Regions from separate parts of the Homo sapiens genome. Here region 2 is linked to region 1. A link is an interaction called in ENCODE POLR2A ChIA-PET data of the cell type or tissue named here. Cell type or tissue: MCF 10A. All regions are shown on one strand. Each heading gives the region's core, and the rest is flanking DNA. Links, peaks and the distances in the headings are about the cores only.

What was found. ChIA-PET counts read pairs that join two places held together with the same protein. Peaks named below come from ENCODE experiments on the same cell type or tissue, not always from the same donor. Only the 100,000 strongest peaks of a DNase experiment are listed, where the experiment ranks them.
Region 2: POLR2A ChIA-PET joins it to region 1 with 5 read pairs; 2 of 35 experiments call an interaction of 5 or more read pairs at or near these places.

The regions. Positions count from the first base shown.
Region 1 is chr6:105,591,578-105,596,961 of GRCh38, reverse strand. No RefSeq gene overlaps it. Among named protein-coding and RNA genes, the nearest start is that of LINC02836, 38 kb to the left of the region's middle. In MCF 10A, for the core only: no CTCF peak of the experiment used is centred there; DNase peaks (open chromatin) are centred at 511, 2,781 and 4,421.
Region 2 is chr6:105,393,911-105,399,294 of GRCh38, reverse strand. PREP (prolyl endopeptidase) reads left to right here. Exons shown (of 15, transcript NM_002726.5): 2 at 1,368-1,442. Among named protein-coding and RNA genes, the nearest start is that of PREP, 6.5 kb to the left of the region's middle. RefSeq lists an enhancer at 633-1,395. In MCF 10A, for the core only: no CTCF peak of the experiment used is centred there; no DNase peak of the experiment used is centred there.

The sequences.
Region 1 (5,384 bases), core at 130-5,129:
ATATATATATATATATATATATATATATATATATATATGTATGTATATACAGGTTGTATATCTTAAATATACACAATAATATTTTTCAAGTGTATTCCTGATCTACACACTGCCAATTATAGTGCAATGGCCACCTGGGAACTTAATGAGTCTTATATGATGCTCATAATCCACTTTCCTACACACAAAAAATTCATTCTCATAAGTCTTTATCCTAGAGGGACTTCCTGTTTCCACGTTGGAATTTTAATTGCACGTGCCATCCAGATGGCAAAAGGCAGAATGTCCTAGAAGTGTTTGATAGATTTACTTTAAATGTGATTTTAAGTGTGTGGTATTCAATGTCCCCTACGCACATTCTAATTCATAGTCTGTTGAATTGGAAGTTGCCCTAACCACATTCCACTGAGTACCCGTCACATACAACAAACTCATACTAAATCCAGCTTTGTTAAACTGTTATTCAATGGGCATTTCAATCACAGACATAGTAAAGTATCCTAGTTCTCAGCTGAGAACCACAGTCAGTTATAACATCCTGGGAAAATAGTCAATTTCATCTGTGATTCATGTTGGAATAATGCAGTGCTTTCTAGTAAGAGATTCCTTGGAGCTGTGTCTACAGTTTAACAGCAGACAAGTTTTACAAGAACAATTTGCTAAACAAAAAGTCCCCTCATAACTTTTGGAAACTGAGTTTGCACAAGTATATTTGAATAGCATAGGCATTACTGAAAGGTGGCCAAATGTAGTGCAGTAATCTCATATCAATTTCCAGTTCTTGAATAACAATATTCAAAGTTGAGGTTGAGATTCCGCTGCTTTCAAATGTAGTTTTTTTGTTCTGAGTTGATCTATCTTCCTCCCTGCAGTTTATCACATTTCACATCCTGAGAATGGAACCACTGATCTCCACTGACATTTTTAATGATATTGGTAGTTTTTGAGATGCTTTATGTCTCATGACTAAGCAGCAGACTTAAATATACAGGCATTGTGGACCAGATTTCCTGTCTTCCCCTGAGATGCTGTGAAAGTTGAGGCAAATGATATGCTACACCCATACCTCAATGTTCCCATCTGTGAAATAGAGGAACAGTACTGATCTACAACACAGGGCCTTTCTCTATCTTTAGGAAGAAAATGTTTACCAGTAGAAAGTGATACTATATTATTAAATCAAAATATTTTATGTTGGGGGTGAAATATTTGTGGAGTCAGTTCTAGCATTTTTGGCACTTTCATTTAGGAGAAAAGTCTTTATTTTAATATAAAAATGTATCATTTAAAAATTCATAGAAAAGAAAAGCATGCTTTTTGCGGTATTGAAGTAACACATAACTGTCAGGATTAGGAATCTATCTATCTATAGAAAATGGCTAACTTTGGAGACATTTCCAAGAGTATTTGTACCTCACATCATTAACACTGTCTCATATGACACTAGCAATTCTGGTTCCTGCAAAACTAAGTAATGTGGAAATTAGGGCTTTGCCTTAATAGATGCTACACAGCATAGGAAATAAAACAAGGAGCAAGTTCTGTTTTCCTGTGTTCCATAATTGTATGCAAATCCCCACACTTGATATTTCATATCAAGTCTTCAAAATACACCTTTTGTGGGCCCTGGAAAGAAAGTCGATCTTTCCTAAGACACACTTAATATTCCCCAGCTGTCACCTCACCACACACATCACCACCCAAGGTGGTTGAATTTCTGTGGTGTGATATACAACATGGAATCATCGTACCCTATCTTACATAAAATTTTGTTCTGCAAATATTAATACATTGGTAAGTATACAATAGGCAGGCAAAGCTATTGTCCAAAAGACACAGATCTAATAGGAGATGTGAGTCATGAATTCCTTCCTGGTTCTTCTCCATCTTAAGACTGGGTTAGGTGCCTTTTTTCTGTACGCCAGAGCTCCTGCACATTCCTTCATCATTTGCATCTACTGCATTGCTTGGTCATTTTGTGCGTAAGTATCTGTTACCCCTTACTAAACAGAGAGAATGTTGCCATAGAGCTAGCTCACTGTGGATACGCAAAAACCATAAAATCTCTTTTGGCTGCTCCTGTCATTAATTTATTCATTCTTTTATCCAACAAGTGTTTTTGGTACACTTGACTGTGTGCTAGCCACCTAAATATATGATCTCATTTCATCTTTAAAACTCTCATTTTAAAGAGAAAGAAATAAGAAGTTAGGTCACTTGCCAAAGTTCCATGAGCCAAAAATAAAAATAAAAAATAAGGAAGGAAACCAGGACTTGAATTTTTTAAATTAGATCTCTCTACAACAAAATCAATGATTTTTCCCCTCCATTTTGCTATTTCACAGGCCTAAGTTGTTACATAAAAAGCAATAGAAATGAAAATGAATGATGTTAAAGGAAGAATATGTGTGGGTTTTTAATCTAGGAGGAGCTGGATGGCAATACTGTAGGAGGTTCAGGCACATATGGTGACTGACAGCAGGACCTACTGAAGGTATTTTGCAAACCTTTAAAAAACCAGCGTGGCAGGTCAGCTCTGTTAACTGGAAGTCACTTCAGAGAAATTGGAAACTAAGCAAGTTTCCAAACTAAGAATACAGTGTAAGGGCTTCAATGAAAGAACCCCAAACATGCAGAGCCTAGAGAAAAGGCTTGAGTCAGGGCTGGGAACCAGGATGCAGTTTTGGGGAAAAGGTTTAGAAGTAAAGGAAAAAAGCCCTTAAGGCTGATCTCTGCAGCTGGAAAAGGAGAATTCAAGACTTACAGGAACAGGTACCAATTAACATTTGGCAGGAAGGCAAGAAAAGCCTCGGGAAAATGCCAAGGATTTCATCAGGATAAATTTGTATAAGAACGTTAAGTCCAAGAGCACCAGATGGCATTTTCTGAGGTACTTGGTATTATAAACAGAGATTTTTGATATAGGCATTTCCTCAGAGACAGAGGAAAAGTCACCCGCAGATTTTTATGTGAGGGCTGATAAGTGGCACCAAAGAAGGCTACACACAAATGACCATGTCCTTGTAGAGATGTGGTGAAATGAACCAGAAAAGGAAGCCAATTCCCTTCTTCTGCCTAGATTTGTTTTCTTTGGCCTACTTGAGGCTTACTGAGGTAATATACAAGCTCAAAGAGATAAACTTTTGGTATCTCTTTTAGGAAACCCATTTTTCATGTCTTTTTCCAGAAATCATCCCTTTATGAGACTGGAAACTCTTTTCTGCTATCTTTTGCCTATCAAAGAAGAGAAGATTAAGATTTTCTCCTGGGTAATATACAGCATTACAGAAAGTTTCTGAAGCTCTTTGAGTTTTTTGGAAAATAGCATTAAGAGAAGTTTATTTTCATTCATGTTTTCATTCATCTTTTCAAGATGCTAAAAGTAGGGCATTTGTTTCTCTACTTTGTACACAAAGGTCTCCTGTCTTTGTGTCTTTCCTCACTCATTTCCTTTTCTCTGTCTCCCCACCCCTCCCCACCCCCTCACCCGGCCCCAGCTGGCAACATCTTCTTATATCTTCTTTGTTCCCTTCCTAACTTCCACCTTGGTGTATTCTTCCATATGGCTTCATATGCTTCAAATAAAAGCCCATTGTCCATCTGACAAGTCACTTTTCTCCTGTCTTTTATATTCCTCCTCATGAGTCACATCCCTTGGAAGCCCATCTTCCTTTCAGAGTGTCTTTCTTTCTAAACCACTTCAGATCCTGAAATGATGAAGATAATCACAACAATGCCACATTTTCCTGACTTCTTTGTCACGTAAATGGTCTCAGAAAACTTCCTTTCCAAAATTTTCCATTCTTTTCCTTTTATGACGTCTTTTGAGGGACTGTTGTGATGAACAAAAGCACATTTATTTATAAAATACATGGACGAGTCAGAAGGAGCCTGTAATATATCAGAACACAGATGCAGTGAGAAAGACCCAGAATAAGCTTGCCCACTGCTGAGGGGAGAGAGACCCACTGCAGATTTCCACCTAACTGAAGACAGAGCAGATAGCAAAGCCACCAAGAGCACTACCTCTGGAATACACAGATCTGGGTTTGAGTCCCAGTTTCAACATTTTCTAGCATGTTAATCCTGCAAAGCCTCAGATTCCACTTCTATAAAATGGGAATCATAATATGACTCATGGCCTTGTTTGGAGGTTTAGTTCAGACAATATACGTGAAATGCCCAGCAAGGTGCCTGCTATACACACTGAATGTTCAATAAGTGGGAATTATGATTATTAGATGCAGAAAGAGCATCCAGGGGATAGGTAGAGGTTTAGGGAGGCAGACAGTGGCACACAACCCAACACAAAGTACTAGGCATGAGAAACAGAGGGAGGCGGTTCTCCACTCACCGGGAGGACAACCAAGTGGCCAGGAGGAATCCTGGGAACAGGCAGGTTACTGGGAGTGACTCAGGCATCCCTGGGTAGGGGCCAGGTCTTACAAGGCAGAAACCCATAAATCAAGAAGTTGAGATCTTGGCCAGATGAGTTTTAGGGATGCCTTAATACTGAGTTCTTTCTGAGTCAGGCCAGGTTTGGTTTCAAGACTAGGAAGGGCTGGTAGGTCTCAGTAGTCAGCTGTGTAGCCCCTTTTCTTATAAGTCTAACAGAACTATTTCTTTATTGCACATGGTAAACATGCAAACAGGAAATTATCCTAAAAGGAATCACTGAGAGATGGCAGTTCAAATTTTCTCCAAGGTAGTTGTGTTTGAAAAAGACTCTTTCCTCAGACCTAATGTTCTTAGGTATTAATATCCTGCTCTACCTAACAACATCCAGGACTTTCTTTCCTTTGTATCTTGTTTGCCTGAGCAACACTCTGCAAACCTTCCTTCTGGATCTGCCTGCTGGTTTTACCCCCCAGTCCAAGAGTTTAAGGCTGTTCCCTTACATTAGATTTAATTCAATTACTCTTTTTTTCTGATTCGGAAACATCAATATAAAAAACTAATATAATTTATGTCTCTTCAAGTGTAATTATTTCTATTAATGTGATGGAGAAGCAACATCTTTTTAAAATACACATATTTAGTATACCGAGTTTTCAAGAGCTTAGTTTTGGTGGCAAATAAATGAATACCAAGTCATAATGTATATTTTTTAAATTTGATATGTGTGTAGCTACATCAAAACAATATTTGATTAAACTATACTCTGGAATATAAACTGACTTGTGGTGAGTTAATATATTAATGAGGTGTTTTGAAGACTTCTTATGCCATATAGATGTTGTATTAGTTGATTCCTGATTGTCTTGAATTTTGCAACAGGCATCTAATCTGTTGGTGGTTGTTGTTGTTGTTTTATAGCCTCCAAAAAACCTCTTCTACCAGGCCCTTCCTGGACACATTGGTCACTCCATAAATACTGTGGATAG
Region 2 (5,384 bases), core at 181-5,180, 200 kb after region 1:
CCCTTACCTTCTGGCATTGTAGAACAAAGCAAGGAGACAGATTAAAAAATTCATCTGAGATAGAGGTAGTCTTCCCAACAGCTTTATACAAGAAGCCTTAACTAGAATGTTGGAGTGGTTCAGAGACTTGATTGGCAAGACATTGTCAGTGTGGTTTCATTAATGGGGTTAATCTTTTTTTTTTTCTGAGATGAAGTCTTGCTCTGTTGCCCGGGCTGGAGTGCAATAGGCGTTGTCTCAGCTCACTGCAACCTCTGCCTCCTGGGTTCAGGAGACTCCCCTGCCTTAGCCTCCCGAGTAGCTGGGATTACAGCACCTGCCACCATGCCCGGCTAATTTTTAAATTTTGAGTAGAGACAGGATTTCAGCATGTTGGCCAGGCTGGTCTTGAACTCCTGACCTCAAGTGATCCGCCTGCCTCAGTCTCCCAAAGTGCTGGGATTATGGCTGTGAGCCACTGCACTCTGTCCTAATGGGGTTAATCTTGATGGTATCAGGTGGAGAGATTTTGTAATGATTTTTACTGCTGGATAATTTCTTTTGGCATAATCACTTGAGGAGTGGTGAAAACTGTTTCTACTTGCTCCTTCAAACGCCTTCAAGTGGCTTCTAAGGCCAGGCCTTAGAAGCTCCAGAAAGCTTCCTTCAGCCAGGTTCTACTTACACTAAGCAGTTTTATTTCTTCCAATATCATGGTAACCTGAATGGGTGATGCTTTTGCACCTTCTTTTTGTAAACAGTGGAAAAAAGCATTTCATAACAGTAAATAAAAAGGAAGAAAGGCATTAGTTTTAAAATGTTTTGCCATTGCATTTAAGTCAGCTTTTTGAACTTATGTCAATTAGAATCATTATACTACATATTAGTAACTTGCTTTTTGGCAGTTTAGACATAAAAGCAAACCTGGGCTATATTGCAGGGAGATTTTCTAATCATTGGGAAGCTCAGCGGAACAGGAGAATGAGCACGTGTGTGTTAGCCCCCTCCCTGACGTGCCCTTCTTGTGTGCCCACTGTATTGTCCACTGTATTGTGTCATTCTGTGCTTGGCTGCTGACAGCACGTTTTCAAGTTTCTTTAGCACAGTGGCAGGTCTTTGTTTTGTGTTGTAGGGACAGAGCGGTTTCCTGTTCTGACCTTTCATCTTTCTTTCCTCTCTAGCTGAAACATTCTTTTCATGAAGGGTGGCTTGACACCTTTGAGAACCTGCCAACTTTGGTTCATGTGGTAATTTGGGCAGACACGTTGCCAGTGAGCCAATTAGCATTTTTGTCCATCCCTTTCCTATTTCTCCATTACATTAAAAAAATACCAGTTTTAATTGGGGTTAGAGAGTAATTATCTAATACCTCATTTTGTTTTTTACAGGTACAGGATTATCATGGTCATAAAATTTGTGACCCTTACGCCTGGCTTGAAGACCCCGACAGTGAACAGACTAAGGTAATTTGGTTTCTAATTAAAGATAAGGCAGCCTTAGTAGCTAGCACCAAACTCTAAATGTCAGTAACTATAGCTTTTCCTTTCTGGTGTTCTCCTGTGTTTTCTGCCATGGGATGGTGAGTATACCTGTTGTTACCACTACTTTTTGTCAAATAATTTATGGGAAAAAGACAAAAGCATGGCTTAGTCCCAGAGAAGATCACCTAAGTGTTTCAGATAATGTTTATGGTTCATAGTGACACTGATGAGCTATTTTAAATGAAAATATCAGAAAGAAAACTGATTTTTGCCAAAAGAAAAAATGAAAACCTAGATAGAAATGATGTTAAAGGAAAAAATTGCCTAAATATTTTTTTCCAAAGAAAAGGAAATCTTGTATATGAAATGAATATTAGGTCATGAAAACTGAACACTGTCCTTAAATTGCTTATTGATGTCAACACAACAACAGTGAAACAAAAGCTAAGTAGTGAAGGGGCAGGGGGGAGCATTTTCTGCCCTAAAAACATAAAGCTTTCATATTCTTTTGGAGAAACAGTATTTCAAGGATCCTGCTGAAGTCCATTCAGTAATGAAGGTGGCCCTAAGTCCTATGTCCCACAGACATTTTTCCCTTTTTGGAGTGCCTAGGACTTGTCACTTATGTATACTTTTTTTTTTTTTTTTTGTAGACAGAGTCTTACTCTGTCACCCAGGCTGTAGGGCACTGGTGCGATCTTGGCTCACTGCAACCTCCGCCTCCTGGGTTCAAGCAATTCTTGTACCTCAGCCTCCCGAGTAGCTGGGATTACAGGCATGTGCCACCACACCCGGCTAGTTTTTGTATTTTTAGTAGAGACGGGGGTTTCACCATGTTGGCCAGGCTGGTCTCGAACTCCTGGCCTCAAGTGATCCTCCCGCCTCGGCCTCCCAAAGTGTTGGGATTACAAGTGTGCACCATCGCGCCCAGCCCATTTATGTGTACTTTATGTAGTTAATTAAGTTTGCTTGGTTGGGGGAATAGTGTTTCTCAAGTTCATCTTAAGTTCTTGGATTCTTCTATTTATAACCATAGTACATAATACTTAGTACATATTTGCAGTTTCTGATATGTTCAGCATCCCAAAATTTATTCGAGCTTCTTTAGAGTTGCAGGGTACGTTTCCCATTTAAAAAAAAAAAAGGTTAAATGGCACTCTAGGTAGTTTTTCAGGCCAGTCTTCAAACGCCTGTGTCTTAACTCCGCCTGTTTCTTGCAGTCCCTTTCCACCGTATATACCAGTGTTCTCTGGAGACCTGAATTCAGATTTGCCAGGAAAGCATCCCTTCCTGATGTAGAATTGCCCATCTCCCCACTGGGACAAGGAAAGGGATGGAGTGAAGAGCTTAGCCAGAGCATGATGGTATATGGAGAAAAGAGAGAAAGTAGAGGCAGGGGAGTAAACCACATGATCATCTCTTTCTTCTTCCTTTAGTCTCAAGCACTGGCTCACCTGCTTTCTGCTATCCTCACCTGTTCTTTGTGAGTAGTGTCTCTCCTTTGCCCACTGCAAAGCTCTTACAACTTCTTTTTATCCTTTGTCCCTAAAGTAAGCACACTGCTATTTTGAGATTTCCTAATGGTTTTTACTTTTATCTGCAATCCTACATTCTTTCTCTAACTCCCTTCAAGAAAGACAAAGATCTCATGGATGAGAATGGTTGATATTTGGGGTTTAATTTTTCTTTCCAGAAGCACTGGGTTATAGTAGTGGATGGGCAGAAATTCCAAAGTGAGAAACACCTGAGTATCTTTAGGAATGGTGAAGGCTGTAGCTCTGCAGGTAAGTCTGAGGGGACAGAGAACAGGTGTGGGGTTACCTCCCCACTTCATCCCTGCCATAGATTACCTTGATTGTTCAACACTGGGCTGACTGAGACAGAGGGATTGGGTCTGGGAGTGGAGAGTCACATGCACCTGCATAACCTGTACTGGCTAGAAAGCACCAGGGAAAGGATGAAGTTCCTGTGCATCTCTTGGAAAACTGTCTCTAAGGACCTGATGATTTCTTCACCTGAAGTATCGGCTATAACCTGGATTTCTACAGCCTTTGATGGTGATTGAGTGATTTAGCACTGTCAAAATGACCCAGGTTTTATCTGTTAGTGAATGTATACTTTGCTGTTCCTTAGTTGATAATGACAGGTTCGTGGATGACAAGCCACTTATTAGTGGATATCAGGCTTCCAATTAGTGGATGAAACTGCTAATTAATGATCTTATAGTCAGCACTTGATAGAAACTAAGACATTGGAGTATACACTATTTTTGTGGTATACATTTCTTGGATGGTTACCATGTGCCAGGCACTTTACCGGGAGTTCTGCATTCCCTGTTTCATTTAATTCTCAAATTCTGAAATATATCTTTTTATTTCCCCCATTTTACAGATGAAGAAATTGAGGTGCTGAGTGATTAAATATGTTGTCCATGGCTACTCAGCTAGTAAGTGTGTAGTCAAGGGTAACCCAGGTAGACGAGGTGGTTATCAATTACACATTAAAAAATAAGTAAAAGTAAAAAGACTGGGTGTAATACTTTGCAGATGCGAGCTAAAGGAATGTATTCATGTCTGTGCTTGCCATGTGCCTTTGTAGGCCCTCAGGTGTGAACCCTGGGCCAGCCCCCACTCCCATGCTGACCTGTTCTTTTTTAAAATATATATATTTTTTAAATTGTAATAATTCAGAGTACTGTGATCTTACATCCTTCTCTGACTTCATATTCTACCATGGCAATTTTTCATGTTAGAAAGCAATCTTTGCAGCCCAGAATTTTAATAGTGATACTATTTCATCAGGCAGATGCACTATATTATGCCTAATGACTTCTGTTGGAAATGATTGTTTTCAACTTTTCACTATTACAAATAATGTCCCAAATGTCCCAAACAAGCACTTTTCTAGATCTCCACATTTCTGACAATGACATGATTACTTGTTGCAGTAGCCTTGAAATCTCTTCTCCATTCTCAGGTATTTGCTTTTTGTCGTTGCTATCAAATGGGTTCCTTTTTCATTATTGATGGCATATACAAGTGTTACTGACTCTTTTGTTAGAGACAGGGTCTTGCTGTTGCCCAGGCTGGAGTACAGCCATCTTCTGGGCTCCAGCCATCTTCCTGCCTTAGCCTCCCAAGTAGCTGGGACTACAGGCGCACACCACCATGCCTGGCTAAACTAGCTACTGCTACCGATTTTATATTTATTTTGTACCTAGTTCCCTTACTGAACTCACCAAATTTTCAGTTATTTCCCTTAGATTTTTAGATACATAATCATATAACATATAATCAAATTTAGTGATAATTCTATTTTCTCTTCTATCAAACTTTGGTTATTTTATATATTTTGTACCTAGTAATTTTTTTGAACTCACAGATTTGAATAAGTTTTCAGCTATTTCCCTTAGGTTTTCTAGATACATAATCATATCATCTACAATCAATTATTATTTTCTCCTCTACCAAATTTCGGTTCAGGTCTTATTGAATTGGTCAAAGCTCTGCAAAACATGTAAGAATAGTAGTGAGAAAGAACTTTCTAGCCTAGTGTTTAAATTGTTATTTTGAATGATATTTGTCATCTTGTTTAAGCATTGTTATTCCTACTTTTAGTTTTGGATTTTGATTTCTTTTTAATACCAATCAGGGTAATTATATAGCTTCACTAATATATTAATATTAAAATGTCCTTGAATTCCTGTGATAAAATTCCATTTTTAATCTGTTTTTATGTTCCTTACAACTATATTTACAAGAAAAGTTGGTCAATATCTTGTTATCCAATATAATAACCACTAGCCACTTGTAGCTCCTGAGGACCTGAAATGTGGCTAGTCTGAATTGATTACATGTTGTAAGCATAAAATACATGCTGGATTTCAAACACTTAGTTTGAAAAAAAAAAAAGTAAAATACCTTA